Regions from separate parts of the Homo sapiens genome. Here region 2 is linked to region 1. A link is a loop called in an ENCODE intact Hi-C map of the cell type or tissue named here. Cell type or tissue: GM12878. All regions are shown on one strand. Links, peaks and the distances in the headings refer to the core of each region. The heading gives the core; the rest is flanking DNA.

Region 1 (8,562 bases), core at 2,307-4,806:
AGGGATGCTCCCCGTGGCATAATCCACTCCTGCCTTTTGATACTTATATGGGATTTTTCCATCATTGCTCAAAACCAATAAACAATCACTTGCTACAAAACTAGTAGAGCAAGCCATGACAGAATGGCCTGTTTTATACTATTCCTCTCCATAGACAGCCTGAGGACAGGGGAAGGGAACACCATGGTCTCCTTCGTGTGTAGGAATTGTGTTTGTACAAATTGCTTCACAGCAGGGACACTGTTTCCAGCAGCCACAGAGATGTTCAGAGAGCATTTTCTCAGTTTTAGAAACCATTACTTCCATAGGCATACTTGAATAATGCTGTTCTATTCTCCTCATTGTGAGATCCAAAGCCGCACTCATGTCTTCTCTGAGAAACTCAGTATCTTTTATCTCCTGGTGTTTAATCCTTGTCAAGTCTCTCTGTGGAAAGATCAAGTTGCTCTCCAGGCGATCACAGAATAAATCCAACCACCAGAAGCAGTGCTGCTTTTATCTTTAGCTACTGATGTGGATTCATGAAGGGCAGGGAGGATGCCATTATTAATGTCAACTAAACTTTTCTCAAAAAAATCTTCATTTTTTTACCTGCATTGTCTAAACAGTATCTCTTAATATTGATTTTGATGTAATTCCTTAAAAAGCTATTCTTATTATGAAAGTATTGCCAGTAATGATCAAAGTTTTCTTCTTCTCCCAGAGAGACGAGAATGTGTTTCTCCAGGTTAGTCCTGTTTTCACTGAATGCAGGGCAGGTAGCTCACATGTCCCCACAATTTTAATGGTTATTTTTCCCCCATATGATGGTAGAGACAGCAGGAACGAGCTTGTGCCCCAGAAAATCAGTAAGTGTTTTGCTGGAGGTTGCTTCTTGGCAGGAAATCTTAAACCTCATCAAGAAATCATTTTTCTTGCTTTCTAGATAGTTTACAGGATCATTTGCTCTCTTGAATGCCCTGTGCATTTCTTTAGAATTCTCTGTTGCTCACTGGAATAAACACAAGCATAAGCTGATAATATATTTATTTTTAAATGTGTATCTTTCCTGAGTAGATGCAGGTTTCACTTCTTCCTCTGTTGTCTTTAGAATTTTCTGGATGTATTTGGATTGTAATCACATTGCTTTTTCCAAATATTGTTAATAGTTTTATTAAATCTTGAAACAATATGATCAGTAGTCATATTCATGAACTCTTTCTCAAGGACGATTAATGTCATTTACCTGTAATTTTTTTCTGACTATTAATGTCATTGAGAAAGAGTTCATGAATATGACTACTGATCACATTGTTTCAAAATTGTTACATTTCTTATTCATTTTGACATATTTGTCATAATTGATTTGAAACTTCTCTGCAGAATTTCTTGTTAGTATGTCCATGACATCCATCTCATGTTTTAAATACTCTGAAAGGATGTTTTCAGAATCCAAATCAGTGTCAGGCTCTGTGACTTTAGGAAGAGTTGTGGACACATCACAGACCCTTTTTTTCCGACATTGATTGAATTTCTCATGTAAGTCTTCCTCACTCAACTTTTTAGCCTTTACAATTAAAAACAATTTTCGGCTCCTTTCCAATAGTTTGTTTTTATAATCTCTCTTTTTCTTATCCAGTCTTTCTTAAATTTTTTAAAAAACGAATAAGTTCATTGGCTTTTCTTTTGCTGTCTGAAAGAAGTTGCTCTTTAAGGATTATTAGCTTATTTTCAAAATTGAACTCATTTTTCAAAATTTAACTTATGTTTCCATTGAACTTATATTTTATTCTCTGGGTCTTCATTAAAATGTGTTTCAAGTTCTTGCTTGATGGCTTCATATTCTTCTGTAACTGGAGCCTCAAATATGCTTGTTTCGAGTGTCTGAATTTTTCTTTTCTGAATCTGGTTGGTCAGCTGGTTCCGTTAGCCAAACACATGATTCTTCAGCTCCCAGGTCCAGTGGGGTTACACATGGTTTCCAGTTTGCTCATGGCCATGACTTCTTGGATGTTCCTGAAATGAAAAATAAAGTTCTCATGCACCAGAGCTCTCCACACCTTTCACATGTGTGCTAGACATCATTGTGGGTGTTCTCAATATTGATGGGCTTTTTAGTTGTCAAGGTGAGTTGCAATTTGATAGCCTAATTTTGGCACTTCCTCTTACATAGAATCAGTTGGAGAAATTTCTATCCAACTAGAAATATGTCAAATTAAGAACAGGAACAATGAATATCATTCTTATTACTGCTATGCAAACTGTGAATATTTATAACTTCTCTGGTCTTTGTCAATATAAATTTCTCCTCAGAAGGAGACTTTTAAGGTTCTTGGACTTCAAAAACTGCTACCTTGCCCAATGGAAATAACATAACTTCAAAAATAATCCTGCAATTCTGAATGCTTGCCTTATTAAGAATTTATTGCATCTATCTTAAATTTATAATTGATATATCTGTGTTCTTAAATGGTGTGGATACTTAAAAATATCAAATCAGAAGTGTGTTTTTGACCTTTCTTCTTAAAATGCAAAGAACAAATAAATGACTGTTACTCTCTTAGTGCTTGTGTTTAATAAAGAACTTGAGTTTTAGAAATTTAAATCACTGGAGGGATGTAGAAAAAGAGCCTCAGATGTTGCAAAAAAAATTGCTCACACACAGAAGTCACATGTTACCTTAGTGGGCTTCATTTTTCTCACTGTCAGGGCAGGAACAGATGGGAATTTTGATAAAAGAATCACTGAAATTGAGTGTTTCCTCTTTTTTCTGTAAAGCTCTGAGTTTATCGTGCGTCTGGGCCTAATCACTATTCACCCCATTTAATTAAGAAACTATGAAATGTTAATTCAGTATAAAGGGCTATTATCCTCAGAGGTGAAAGGCAAATAAGGGAGCTGTTTTGCAGGCATCTCTGTCCATCAGAGATAAGAAAAATGAGAGCTTTCGTTTAGATGGGCAGTTGCAGAGGCAACCATGGTTTCTTCTCTGTTAGACCACATAGTGTCATGGGAAGAAAGCTAGACTTAGAGTTCTCTGTCTGCTTCTTACTACCTGTGTGATCTTGGGTTTGTCATCTATCTCCTGTGATTATTTTTCTTTTTCCTATCTTGAAAATGGCCATTACCAAAACCATTTCTCATTAAGATGATCAACTGACATATTTTAGTTTTCTATTGCTGCATAACAAATTACCACAAACTTAGAGGTTTGAAATGGCACACATTTATTATTTTGTAGTTTCTGTAACCAGAAGTCCAGGTAAAGTACAGCTATGTTCTCTACTTTAGGATGTCACCAGATTGTAATCTAGTGTTGACTGAGATCATGGTCTCATCGAGGATTTGACTGGAGCTCTGGTTTGAGTGTTTGTCTGTTCTCAATTAATGTTGAAATTTGGTTCCTATTGTGGGGGTGTTAGAAGATGGAGCTTTTGGGAGGTGAGAGGGCCATGAGAGTTCTTGCCTCATAGATAGTATTAATGCTGTTATAAAAGGGTGATTTCAGCCCTCTTTTGCCTGTTTGCTCTTCTGCCATGTAAGGACATGGTGGTCCCAATGTAAACATGGTCCAGTTCCCATATGAACATGGTGTTCGCAAGAAAGCATAAACAGGCTTCCTTTCAATCAGCAGATTTAGAAACAAAAAACAAATACGAAAGTAAAACCTTACAGCAGGAAGTTTTGCACTGCTCTGAGGATAAACTCAGTTTCCTGTCTCACATAAGGGGCCAAAGCCTGGGGTGAAGCTGTACGTCGGCAGCCCCAGCCCCAGAAAAGGAACCTACTCTCCATGCACGTCTCTCTGGAGCAACCTGAAGACAGGATCTTGGCCTCAGGACAGGTAGGTAAAGAACAGAGGAAATAGAGCAGACAGAGAGATACAGCAACAGACCCAGAAACTAAAGTAGAAAGAGAAATTGATGTAAATAAACATAGGGAGCAGTCAGACACAGGGAGATTAAGACATGCTGGGAATACAAATGTGGATTTGGCATTGTCATTAATAGAGCATACTAATGTCCAATATGTGGCATTTAAGGGAAGAGAGTGAGCCAGATGGTAGGAAAAGGAAAAAGACTGGTTCCAAAAAGCTACAAATCTGGGAGAAGAAGGAGTATATAATTGAAACAGACAAAAAACATTTTGGTAACTTTTGTTATCAAATAAAAACAAACACATTTTTAGGTAAAGAGAGACTTTATTCACAAGGATCATTGCAACAAGAGGAAGGAGAGTATTGCAATAGAGAAAACCATCCAACCACAAGAGCTACAAGCATCTCAAAGACCAGAGAGAAAAAGATTTCCTTTTATGGTGAAGGATCAACAAAGCTAGAAAGATATCAGTATGGGGACAGGAAGATCACCATGAAATGTTTTACCCAAGGTCAGCTGATTCTTAGGAGGGTTGTATGCTGGGTCAGAAGAAGGATAGATCAAAACTCACGAGCATGGAAGAGGAAGAGAAATTTAACTGATATTCGGTCAAGTTAATAATCACTTTGTTTCTACTGTCCAGTGAGGATAAACAGTTCAGCTAATCTTTTATGAAGCTGAGAATGAGAATTTAAAGAGTCTGTGTCTGGCCTATCATAAAAAAAAAGACACATATGCCTTATCTAAGTCATATGGGGAGGGGTGGTTTTTTGTAATAATCCCTTTCTCAGAACACAAAAAAAGTGGATGGATTTCTTTAACCATAACTGTTTTCCAGGAACAAAGGGCTCAAGTAAAAAAGTTTCATGTTGTTAATTTGACTCATTTGAATAATAGCTAGTATTGCAAACACAGAAAAGAGAGTTGCTAACTTGACCTGGAAAATTAATGAAGCTTCACAAATAAAGAGAAACATGAACTAGGTCAGGAGTGTAAAATCCTAGGGAGAGAAAGTAGGGAAGGGTTCATATAGTGAAATATGCAAAGTCAAGAAACATCTTGAGGTCCTTGAGGTGGAGGGAAGATGGCTGATGTGGCATTTAAGGGAAGAGAGTGACCCAGATGGTAGGAAAAGGGAAAAGAGTGGTTGTAAAAAGGAATTACAGAGGTTAATTGCTGCCACATTATGAGGGGTCTTAACGGCCAGGGTCACGTAGTTTTCATTGTATCATAAACGAATGTAGGATTTCAAAAGTTTGTAAACAAAGAAGTAAATGATTTAAATACGATTTTCAGGATGGAATGTAGAAAATGGATCACAAGAGGAGTGAGAAAATAGATTCAAGGGCTACTCTCACAGAATAGGCAAATAGGGCACACTAATGTCCAATATGTAATGGGTATTCAACAGGAAGCAAAATTATGGGGGAAGAACTAGGAAAACGAAGCTTCCACGACATAAAAGTTTCCTGCTTCACCATTTCACCATCAAAACTGGGTGGATTTCCTTTATCAAAAATTTTCCTAGAAGAAGATGTGGCCAAAGGGCTAGAGCCAGGAATTTAGGATGAGTTTTTAATTGAATAAACCTTTCTACATAGTTAATCCAACAAGTCCAAAGAACAACTCCTAATCCAAAGGAATAGTAAGATATAGGGTAGGTGTCAGAGTCTGAGGCAAACTAAAATTTGGTAGAAACTAGAAAAGACAAGAAGGGCCTAAAGCATCACATAGTTAACAGCAGAGATACATCTCCTCAAAGAGGTACGCTCTAAGCACAAAATCTAAAGTAGTCTCAAGTGACCTTTAATCCCATTACTTCCTTATTTCTTTCTTAGCACTTAAAAAACTCTGAAAATGTTATCTACTTATTCATACATTTACAAGTTCATAATCCTTCCTCTATTAAAATGTGAATTCTGTAAGGGTAGGGATCTAATCTATTCATCAGTCAACCCACAGCACCTAGAACTTTTTTCAACACACTGAAAGCCCTCAATAAACATGTATGAAGGCTGGGCACGATGGCTCACGTCTGTAATCCCAGCACTTTGGGAGGCCGAGGTGGGTGGATCACCTGAGGTCAGGAGTTTGAGACCAGCCTGGCCAACATGGTAAAACACCGTCTCCACTAAAAATACAAAAATTAGCCAGGTGTGGTGGCGGAACCTGTAATCCCAGCTACTCAGGAGACTGAGGCAGGAAAATTGCTTGAACCCAGAAGGTAGAGGTTGCAGCCAAGATCGACATCATGCCACCCTGGGCAAAAGAGCAAAACTCCGTCTCAAAAAAAAAAAAAGCGTGAAACAAATTCTGGGATTTTTAGCTTATCTTTGATAAATCTCTAATCCATGTTACTTGTGTGATCAGTTTCACTTAAAGGAATATTTTCATGATGGATACAAGAAAGGAGAGGCAGTCAAAAAAGACAGGTCCCTAGAATTAGTAGGATGAAAATATTGTAGAGACATCTGACTTGGTAATTTGAATGTGAGCATCAGGCTTATAGAGAACTTTTTAAGAAAAAGATGAAGTGAGACTAAATGATGAGAAGTAGGTGGAACGAATTCATCAATTCATTTCATCAACAAACATTTATTGAGCCAGATATGCCTAATTGAAATACTTTTTTGAGAAATCTAGAAATAATGAAAATATAAAGAAAGTAAAAACTTATAGAATAGGCAGGAACCAATTTGCATTTAAGTAGTATGGGAAGCCTCGAGTATGTTTTCTTGTCCAGAGTGAAGCAACCAAGAAAGTAAGATGCTGGAGATATCTTAGACTCAAGAGATAGAAAGCAAGACCCTAGGGGAGATAAGTAGGAGCAGGATTTCAAGGACGGAATTAGTATTGCACAGAGATTAGGGACACTTCTTCCTTGGGGATCAGAAAAAAAAAAACACAAGGGTGGCCACTGTAGTCTTAAATTTGAAGGTGAAACGTTTGAATGTGAGAAAGGCCTGACCAGATGGCTTCTCTAGAATTAGGAAGTGAGGCCATCAAAGGGGAGAGGACCCTTAACATGCTTTGATGTAAATCTTTTTGTCACTCTTAGCTTTTTCTCTAGGCTGCTGGATTTTAGGCTCAAAGACTCTCCCATGCATTTTCTTATTTCTCTCTTCAACCCTATTGTCTAGCAAAGTGCCTGGCACTAAGGAAGAGATAGATAATACAATTCAATATGAAATCATGAAGATGTGATGTCTGATTGTAAGGACTGAAGGAAAGAGAGGTTTCTTTGGAGTCTGAAATGCTGGAAAGATGGGAATATTATAAATTATTTTTGCCAGTTATCTTTCTTTATGTGGAAGTTTACAGTGTTATTCTTTTGTATTTGACTCCTTTCTCACAACTTAATATTGAGAGATTAACCCATATTGTTGTGCAGAGCTGTGGTATTTGTTTTCATTGTTGTATAACATTCTATTGTATGAATATGCCAAACTTTATTTACCCATCTGGATGTGGATGGATATTTGCTTTATTTCCAGTTGTGACTTTTATGAATAGTGCTGCCATGAACATTCTCATAGATGTGTCTTGGTGCATATGTGCACATATTGGCATTTATCTAGAGATAGAAATCTTGGATTATCTCTGCCACTTTATATGTATCCATGATTTCTTGACTGGATTCTTTTCCCTACCTTTGTGGTACTTATTAAAACCAATTCCATTTCATTGTAATCGCTCAAGGGAATCACCTTGCCCATTACCTAGACAGAGCTGATTCATCAAGACAAGGGAATTGCAATAGAGAAAGAGTAATTCACACAGAGCCAGCTGTGTGGGAGACCAGAGTTTTATTATGACTCAAATCAGTCTCCCCAAGCATTCGGGGAGCAGGGTTTTTCAGGACAACTTGGCAGGTTGGGGGAGGCCAGGGAGCCAGGAGTGCTGACTGGTCAGGGACGAAGTCATAGGGAGTCGAAGCTGTCTTCTTGCGCTGAGTTTGTTCCTGGATGGGGACCACAAGATCAGATGAGCCAGTTTATCGATCTGGGTGGTGCCGGCTGATCCATTAAGTACAGGATCTGCAAAATCTCTCAAGCAATGATCTTAGGAGCAGTTTAGAGAGGCTCAGAATCTTTCAGCCTCCAGCTGCATGACTCCTAAACCATAATTTATAATCTTGTGGCTAATCTTAGTCCTACAAAAGCAATTTAGTCCCCAGGTAAAAAGGAAGTCTGCCCTGGGAAAGGGCTGCCACCATCTCTGTTTAAACTATAAACTAAGTTTCTCCCAAAGCTAGTTCAACCCACACCCAAGAATGAACAAGGACAAATTGGAGGTTAGAAGCAAGATGGAGTTAGTTAAGTTAGATCTCTTTCACTGTCTCATTCACAATTTTGCAAAGACGGCTTCATCATTATTCCATTAGTTAGGATATAATCACCCTTTTGTGTGAGTGTCATGACTGCACTCCATCATTATCTGAGACCTTCAAAAATAATTTTCTATTAATATTGCATAAATTCACTCTCACCACAACCACCACATACGCACTGTCCTCATCCATAAAACATTATCTCTCCTATATTGAACCAGCTAGAATTTTAATTAGAAACTGTTCCTAATTTTTACATTATACAACCACAAGTATTTTGCTAATAGTTTTACTTGTTCCTTTACTAATTTGATTGGTATATAATGTTAGGTTCTGGTCATATTATTTAGAATATGATATTACATATTTATATTA
Region 2 (7,881 bases), core at 3,414-5,913, 1.1 Mb after region 1:
AAGGAGGCCAAGTACATTGAGAATATGTAGCAGAGAGATAAAGTCTGTCCTGTTTCTCCCCAAATGATGTTGAAATCCTAATGTGTGAATGTGCTCTTATTTGAAACTAGTATATTTAAATACTATTTAGTTACCATGTGCTCATTAGGGTAGACCCTTATCCAACATGACTGTGTCCTTATCAAAAAGGGACATTTATACACAAGGAATATGCCAGGGTGAAGAAGAAAGCAGAGATCAGGGTGATGCACCTATAAGCCAAGGAATGCTAAAGGTTTCCAGGAAACTATTAGAAGCTAGAAGAGAGGCATGGACCAGAGGCCTCCTTCATAGCCTTCAGAAGGAACCAGCCCTGTCAACACATTTTATCTTGGATAACTAGCCTCCAGAATTGTAAGGCAATATATTTCTGCTATTTAAGCCAACCACTTTTGGTACTTTTTCTATGACAGCTCTAGAAAACTAATACAAGTGCTTATTTTTCTTGATTTATTCATTCTTTTTTTTTTTTTTTTTTTTTTGAGACGGAGTCTCACTCTGTCACCCAGGCTGGAGTGCAGTGGTGCGATCTCGGCTCCTTGCCAGCTCCGCCTCTCGGGTTCACGCCATTCTCCTGCCTCAGCCTCCAAGTAGCTGGGACTACAGGCGCCCGCCACCACACCCGGGTGATTTTTTGGTGTCTTTTTAGTAGAGACGGGGTTTCACTGTGTTAGCCAGGATGGTCTCGATCTCCGGACCTCATGATCTGCCCGCCTCGGCCTCCCAAAGTGCTGGGATTACTGGCGTGAGCCACCGCGCCCGGCCTATTCATTCTTTATTCTAACATTGAAGAAATGTAGCCCCATTGAAACCCTTCCGACCTAAGACAGGTAGACAGACAGACACATAAACAAAATGCATGCTCCCCTTTGAAGGTGGTGCGAATGTAGAAGTTTCTATGACACGGTGAAGGCTAACTAGGTCCGTAGCTTCCTTGTTTCAGAATACTCTGATTACCTGCACAGAAGCTTTCTTTATCTGTGCAATTTAAATCAAAAAAAAAAAAAAAAAAAAGATGGCCAGGCGCTGTGGCTCAAGCCTGTAATCCCAGCAGTTTGGGGGGCCGAGGCGGGCAGATTACCTGAGGTCAGGAGTTTGAGGCCAGCCTGGCCACTATGGTGAGACCCCGTATCTACTAAAAAATATATATATATACAAACATTAGCCAGGTGTGACAGCAGTTGCTTGTAGTCCCCGCTACTCTGGAGGCTGAGGCAGGAGAATCACTTGAACCCAGGAGGCGGAGGTTGCAGTGAGCTGAGATCACACCACTGCACTCCAGCCTGGCAACAGAGCAAGACTCCGTCAAAAGAAAAAAAAAAAAAAAGATTAAATTAAATTAGTGTGGCTACACAATAAGGAGAAAAATTATAAGGGGTTTAGCCATCAATATCTTTTTTTTTTTTTTTTGAGACAAGGTCTCACTGCGTTGCCCAGGCTGGTCTCAAACTCCTCAACTCAAGCAGTCCTCCAGTCTTGGCTTCCCAAAGTGCTGGGATTTTTGGCTAGGCTTTGGCACAAGCCACCAGGTGCCTGGCCTAGCCAACATCTTTTAAATTTCCCCTGTTCCTTGGGTCAGGAACTACCAATGGAGAAAATAGGTCCTGTTCTTGGCATGCAGAAACCTGGAGAACTCAGAAACACCGTTACCACTTCTTATTTGTCTAAACTCAGAGTTCCTTTTTCAATGACCCACTAAAATGTCCAGGGTTTAGTTTTCCCCAAGTAATGACCCTTTTTCCAAGAGTTCTAACTCTCTGGTCAATATGTTTCAGATAAGTCATTTTGTAACAGAGGACAGATTTCATAAAGCTACCCCAGTGTCATCTCTTTCTCTCACAGTTAGTTCATCAGTTCTTAAATCCATCATTTTATTGAAGACTGCTCAAAATCATTGTCTCACAGTGAGACCTAATGTGAAATCTATTTAAAGTTGCAAAGCCCTTGACAAGAGCACTACAGATACCACATCCTATTGCAGCCCTTTTAGTTTGTTGCTTTTGTTTTATTGGTTTTACATTTATCCTCTAGTAACTGCTACCTTTTTGCTACATTAAAACTGCTGGTTTACTTCCTTTTTTTGACTGCGTGTTTACTTCCTTTTCCCTAGTCCAGAGCATAATCTCTTACCGGTATTTAATGTTGATTATATATCGAATAGATAGTTTTTTTGTTTTTGTTTTTGTTTTTTTACTATACCTGTATGCTTTTGTTTTGTGAATTTAGTCAAAAATATTTTTCAAAAATTAAAAGTACAGTTTTATTTATTGGGTCCTGTACTAGACTTGACAATGAATAAATACTAGATATGGACCTTGACAAGATGTGCGGTACAGACACATAAGGAGACAGTTACCTGGACCTCTGAAAAGTGAAACAAAGAAAAGGACACATCAGAATATGGGTGACATAGGCATCAAGGTACAAAATGCTCAGCGATAAGATCGAGATAAGACTCAGGAGAAATTACCAACTCCTTGCCTTAGCTCTGTGCAAGGGAAAATTGAGTAGGGAGTTGAGGTAACTCATGATGAAAAGGTGTACCTAGAATAATAGCAACTTCTAAAACAGGAGTGGATACCAGAGGTTCATTGGGTGCTACAGAAGTTGAGGGAGGAGACCACCTCTCATATTGTCTTATGCCCAATTTCTGCCTCCAAAGAAAGAAAAAGTAAAAACTAAAAGGCAGAAATGAAATCCACAAGCAGACAGCCCGGGGCCACACCCTGGACCTGGTAGTTAAAGATGGACCCCTGACCTAATTGGTTTGTTATCTATAGATTCCAGACATTGTATAGAAAAGCACTGTGAAAATCCCTACTCTGTTTTGTTCCGATCTAATTACCGGTGTATGCAGCCCCCAGTCACGTACCCCCTGCTTGCTCAATCGATCACGACCCTCTCACGCGGACCCCCTTAGAGTTGTGAGCCCTTAAAAGGGACAGGAATTGCTCACTCGAGGAGCTCGGCTCTTGAGACAGGAGTCTTGCCTATGCCCCTGGCCGAATAAACCCCTTCCTTCTTTACCTCGGTGTCTGAGGAGTTTTTTCTGTGGCTGGTCCTGCTACAAAGGAAGAGTAAGCTGTGGGTACTCAGAAGAACAAGTTCCCTGTGACTGGACCTTCAGAGACAAGAGACCAAAGTGGAGCTGCAGAGATGAGCAGCAGTCTGCCCGTCCTGCGGCCTCTCTCCTCGGACTAACCAGAGGGCTGCTAATTTATCAGGAAAGCTATGGACAGCATCCAAAAAGTTACCAGAAGGCAAGTAAAAGGATAACCTTCAAAAGGGCCTTACTTCTGAAGACTGAGTACCTAAGACTCCTTCGCCTCATACCCAGATCCAGATAAGGGCTCTCATCCCTGCTGAACCTCATCATGAGGTTGCTTTATGAAAAGTGAAAACAAAGCTTCATTGCACAGGCTTCTTCGGGAGAAAGGAGGAAGGAATTTGCTGCCTCTGAATAAAAGAAAATTCTGATCCACGTTGGCAAAATGGAAAAATCAAAATGACAGAATAGGAATGTGGGGTATGATAAGGTTTCTCTTCAAATAGCCTGATCAATCCTTTATTCTTTAATTCACAGTGCCCCTCCCCACTTCACTTTTCTTCTCTTCTCTTTCCTTTCTGCTTTTGCTACATGCCTAGACATGTCACAGTACCAGGCGTTATCAGTACCAACTCACATTCCTTTCCTTATTTTGGAAGAAGATTAGTTATCTAGCTCATCACACACACCCCTTCCCCATCTCCCCTCTCTCCCTCACGTGCCCACCTTATCTAAAGAAAGTTAAAATGTTTAGCCAACTGAGTCTAGTTTAGATTGTGTGGCCGACTCCAGCCAATGGGGAAAGGGCAAAGGGGTAGGATTTGCGTCAGGAATAAAAACTTTCTTCCTCCTTTGTTCTAGTGTGCTCTCATGGCGACTGGCAAAGAAGAAGCACCCCTCTGCACAGAAATAAAATTGCTTTGCTGAGAAATCCTTTGTTTGAGTGCTCGTCTCCCTTAAGATTCTGAGCTTTATTTCCAACAAGGAAGGTGATGGAGGTACCTAGATTGAAGAAATGAATGGTCCCTCTAGGAAACAAGCAAGGCTTTTTGCTTTTGCAAACCTCTCTTCTTTAAAGGTTACCCCTCTCCCAGACTCAGTGCTTTCTTCCTCTGCCATCTCAGCAGACAGTTCACAAGCTGCCTCTTTTTGTTTATGCAGAGCAGCTTCAGAACTACAAATTAAACTCACCCAGACACAATCAATCTATTCTTCTCAAAGCCTCCCATTCTATGCTCCCACAGATTGCTCCACTCACCTTCAGTCCAAAGCAGAGGAGTCTTGAATCAGGGGAGAAGAGTGAAGGCAGGGCAGGAGCCGGTGTAAACCAGATTCACTCACCAAGCCAGAGGGCTGGTCTCCACAAATGAGTTTCCCCACAGGAGCTGAGTGAGAAACGAAAGTTAAATTCTCAGAAGTGAAAGAAAACAAAGGAAGCTGAACAAGAACTTACATAACAATAAACCCTGGGGAAAGTAATGCTACATTATGTTCTAGCATCTGCTGTACTGGCAAGGCACTCAGTCACTACTTCCTTATTCTTACTGTGGTTTACTCAAGCAAGAATATTTGAATAAAAAGAATGTGAATTACAGTTATACAGCTTGCCTGAATACTTAGAATTCCAATGCAGTCCTATAATTATTAGTCGAATTTATCTTATATTTAAGACCTAAGCCAGGAAAATAAAGATCCAGAGACTTGGGACCTAGCTTCTTGAAATGCAGTCTGACGAGGAAGATACTCAGTTATAAAGCTCTACAAATTTGGGCTGACAAGATGAGTATTAGCAGCTGACATTGTGAATGGTAAAAAAATTATTTTTATAAATAAAAGGATCTTTAGTGTGAGCCCATTGAAAAAAATGTTCTCAAAATGTCATTAAATCTTAAGAGTCCATCAATTAATTATCACTTCCTGCTCCTAATCCAGACAGACCAGATGAGGATGGATTCCAGAGAGTAATAGAGGTAAAACTGTGTCAGTGTCATGTTACCCAGCCACTGAGGCAGGTGAGAACATGGAAGTTAACAGATGATGCTGTTTAATTATAATCATTCATTGAGTTACTCTCATGCCTTCATAATTTTTCCACTTTTCCCTGCTTCTCTAAGAAAAGTTTGGTCATTTTTACACAATCAATTAAAAAGCAGCACTGAAACATGTTATACGTCATGCACATACTTCTGTACCCTGTTGTCTATTGTATTCTTGTTTAACTGCATGTGCCAGATAATGCCATCAAAAACTGATGGAGGCCTGTGGTGTCTCATGCCTGTAATCCCAGCACTCTGGGAGGCCCAGGTGGGTGGATCACTTGAGTCCAGGACTTCAACACCAGCCTGGGCAACATGGTGAAATCCCATCTCTAAGAAAAATTAAAAAAAAAAAAATAGCTGGGTGTGGTGATGTGCACCTGTAGTCCCAGCTACTCAGGAAACTGAGATGGGAGGATGGCTTGAGCCCAGGAGGTGGAGGTTGCATTGAGCCAAGATTGCGTCATTGCACCATAGCACTGCAGCCTGGGTGACATAGTAAGACCCTGTCTCTACAAAAAACAAACAAACAAACACCACACAACACATACACACACACACCCAAAAAAAAAGAAAAAAAAAGGCAACTCATGGAGCTTCCATAACATGGATCCCTGACTGACACTATGGAGCATGGCCATCTTCATACTTTAATCAATGATACACATGTAGGATGACTGAGAAATCAATGTTTATTATTTCAATAATAGATATTTTGGTATTATTTGTTGCTCACAGAATAATAAGCTAATCCTGGCTATAAATTCTTTCCTACTCACTTATATCTATGAGGACCTTATTCAATCAGCTGAAAGCCAGAATAGAAGAAAAAACTGACTTCTCCCCGAGAAGAGGGAATATTACCAGCAGGCAAACCTCAGGCGTGAGCTATAACGTTGACTCCTTCTTGGATCCAGAGCCTCTTGGCCTACCTTGCAGACTTTGGATTTGCCAGTCTCCAGAATCACCTGAGACATTTCTCAAGTTTCTTTCCAAATAAATTCATAGTTTAGTGGTTCTATTGCTATGATGAACCTTGACTAAGACAGGCGTGAAATTTTCTTATTTCTTCTTGAAGATAAATAAGCAAGAGATGTAATTTTAGGTATATTCCATGTTTGAATAGAATATCTTGTTGACATTTGTAGGGGAGTGAGCGCTCAGTGAGTGAATGTGTTTTTTCTGGAGTGCACAGAGTGGAGTCCGAGTGTCAACCACAATGGACAAAGTGAATGAACTCATTTATCCAGAGACCTGTTCTCTGTCCATTATTTCTTCCCTTCTCAGCACTTCCATAGATCTCATAGCCATCCTTTTATTCTCGTCTGGCTTTGAACATCTGAAGTGAACTTTCATCCTGGTCTGATTTATCTCATGAAGTATTAATTGCAGCTGAGAGAAAACAGTAGTAATATTAGGTCCTGACAAGATACCAGAAAACGTGGGCCAATAGAAAAACTGAATGCACCACACACAGTTTATCACCAGAGTAGAGCATGTTGGCAGGCTCCATATTCTAACCTATGTTCTAAATTGTAGAAAAAATATATTATTGTTGGAGCTCTGTGTTTTCTCTGTAAACCCTTTTTTTTTTTTTTTTTTTTGAGACGGAGTCTCGCTCTGTCGCCCAGGCCGGACTGCGGACTGCAGTGGTGCGATCTCGGCTCACTGCAAGCTCCGCTTCCCGGGTTCACGCCATTCTCCTGCCTCAGCCTCCCGAGTAGCTGGGACTACAGGCGCCCGCCACCGCGCCTGGCTAATTTTTTGTATTTTTAGTAGAGACGGGGTTTCACCTTGTTAGCCAGGATGGTCTCAATCTCCTGACCTCATGATCCACCCACCTTGGCCTCCCAAAGTGCTGGGATTACAGGCGTGAGCCACCGCGCCCAGCCTGTAAACCTTATATATCCTGCTTTCCTGCTTGAAAAGGAATCAAATGAAATATCTCTACCTTTGGGTCCATGGATATTTAACATTTTTCTCTTCAAGAAAAAGAGCAAAATAAGAGTAAATATGGTTAGAGTCTGAATAATACTTAGGAAGAAAACAGAGAGGATATTTTAAAAAATCGTTTAAAATTTGTTTAAAAATTTACATAATTACTTTTTTTTTTTTTTTTTTTTTTTTTTTTTTTTTTTTTTTTTGAGACAGAGTCTCACTCTATTGCCCAGGCTGGAGTGCAGTGGCATGATCTCGGCTCACTTCAACCTCCACCTCCCGGGTTCACGCAATTCTCCTTCCTCACCCTCCTGAGTAGCTGGGATTACAGGCATCTGCCATTACACCTGGCTAATTTTTGTATTTTTCGTAGAGATGAGGTTTCACCATGTTGGTCAGGCTGGTCTCAAATTCCTGACCTCAAGTGATCCACCCGCCTTGGTCTCCCGAAGTGCGAGGATTACAGGTGTGAGCCACTGCAAATGTAATCATTACATAATTATTACTAATGCCACATAATTATTACTAAATAACAATTAGTAATATTAATTATAATTGTAACTATTAATAATTGTAATTATTAATAATACTAATTATTATAATTATTACTATAATTATTACTGCCACATAATTATTACTAATGCCAGAAGAATATTTGAATTAAACTAGGTGACACAGCAGTTATCTTTACAGCAAGAATAGAACAGAAATGTGACATCAAGATATTCAATTAAAATTAGATTAATAGCTATATATCTTCATATCTATTTAAATATTACTCCTTATATACACCATATTCTAGTAAATCTGAGACAATAAAGA

What was found. Hi-C counts contacts between places; a loop is a spot of excess contacts. Peaks named below come from ENCODE experiments on the same cell type or tissue, not always from the same donor. Only the 100,000 strongest peaks of a DNase experiment are listed, where the experiment ranks them.
Region 2: it touches region 1 in a loop (4-fold over the local background); 4 of 110 quality-filtered maps call a loop at or near these places.

The regions. Positions count from the first base shown.
Region 1 is chr11:6,741,610-6,750,171 of GRCh38, reverse strand. It overlaps the pseudogene GVINP2. Among named protein-coding and RNA genes, the nearest start is that of OR2AG2, 26 kb to the left of the region's middle. RefSeq lists an enhancer at 3,494-3,683. In GM12878, for the core only: no CTCF peak of the experiment used is centred there; DNase peaks (open chromatin) are centred at 3,631 and 4,291; H3K4me3 peaks cover 1,956 bases; H3K27ac peaks cover 2,198 bases.
Region 2 is chr11:5,686,362-5,694,242 of GRCh38, reverse strand. TRIM22 (tripartite motif containing 22) reads right to left here and starts at 4,453. Exons shown (of 8, transcript NM_006074.5): 1 at 4,344-4,453. LOC124902620 (a long non-coding RNA gene) reads left to right here and starts at 1,489. Exons shown (of 2, transcript XR_007062561.1): 1 at 1,489-3,565; 2 at 3,947-4,016. RefSeq lists enhancers at 3,634-3,733, 3,149-4,348, 4,320-4,659, 3,781-4,773. In GM12878, for the core only: no CTCF peak of the experiment used is centred there; a DNase peak (open chromatin) is centred at 4,492; H3K4me3 peaks cover 1,836 bases; H3K27ac peaks cover 2,234 bases.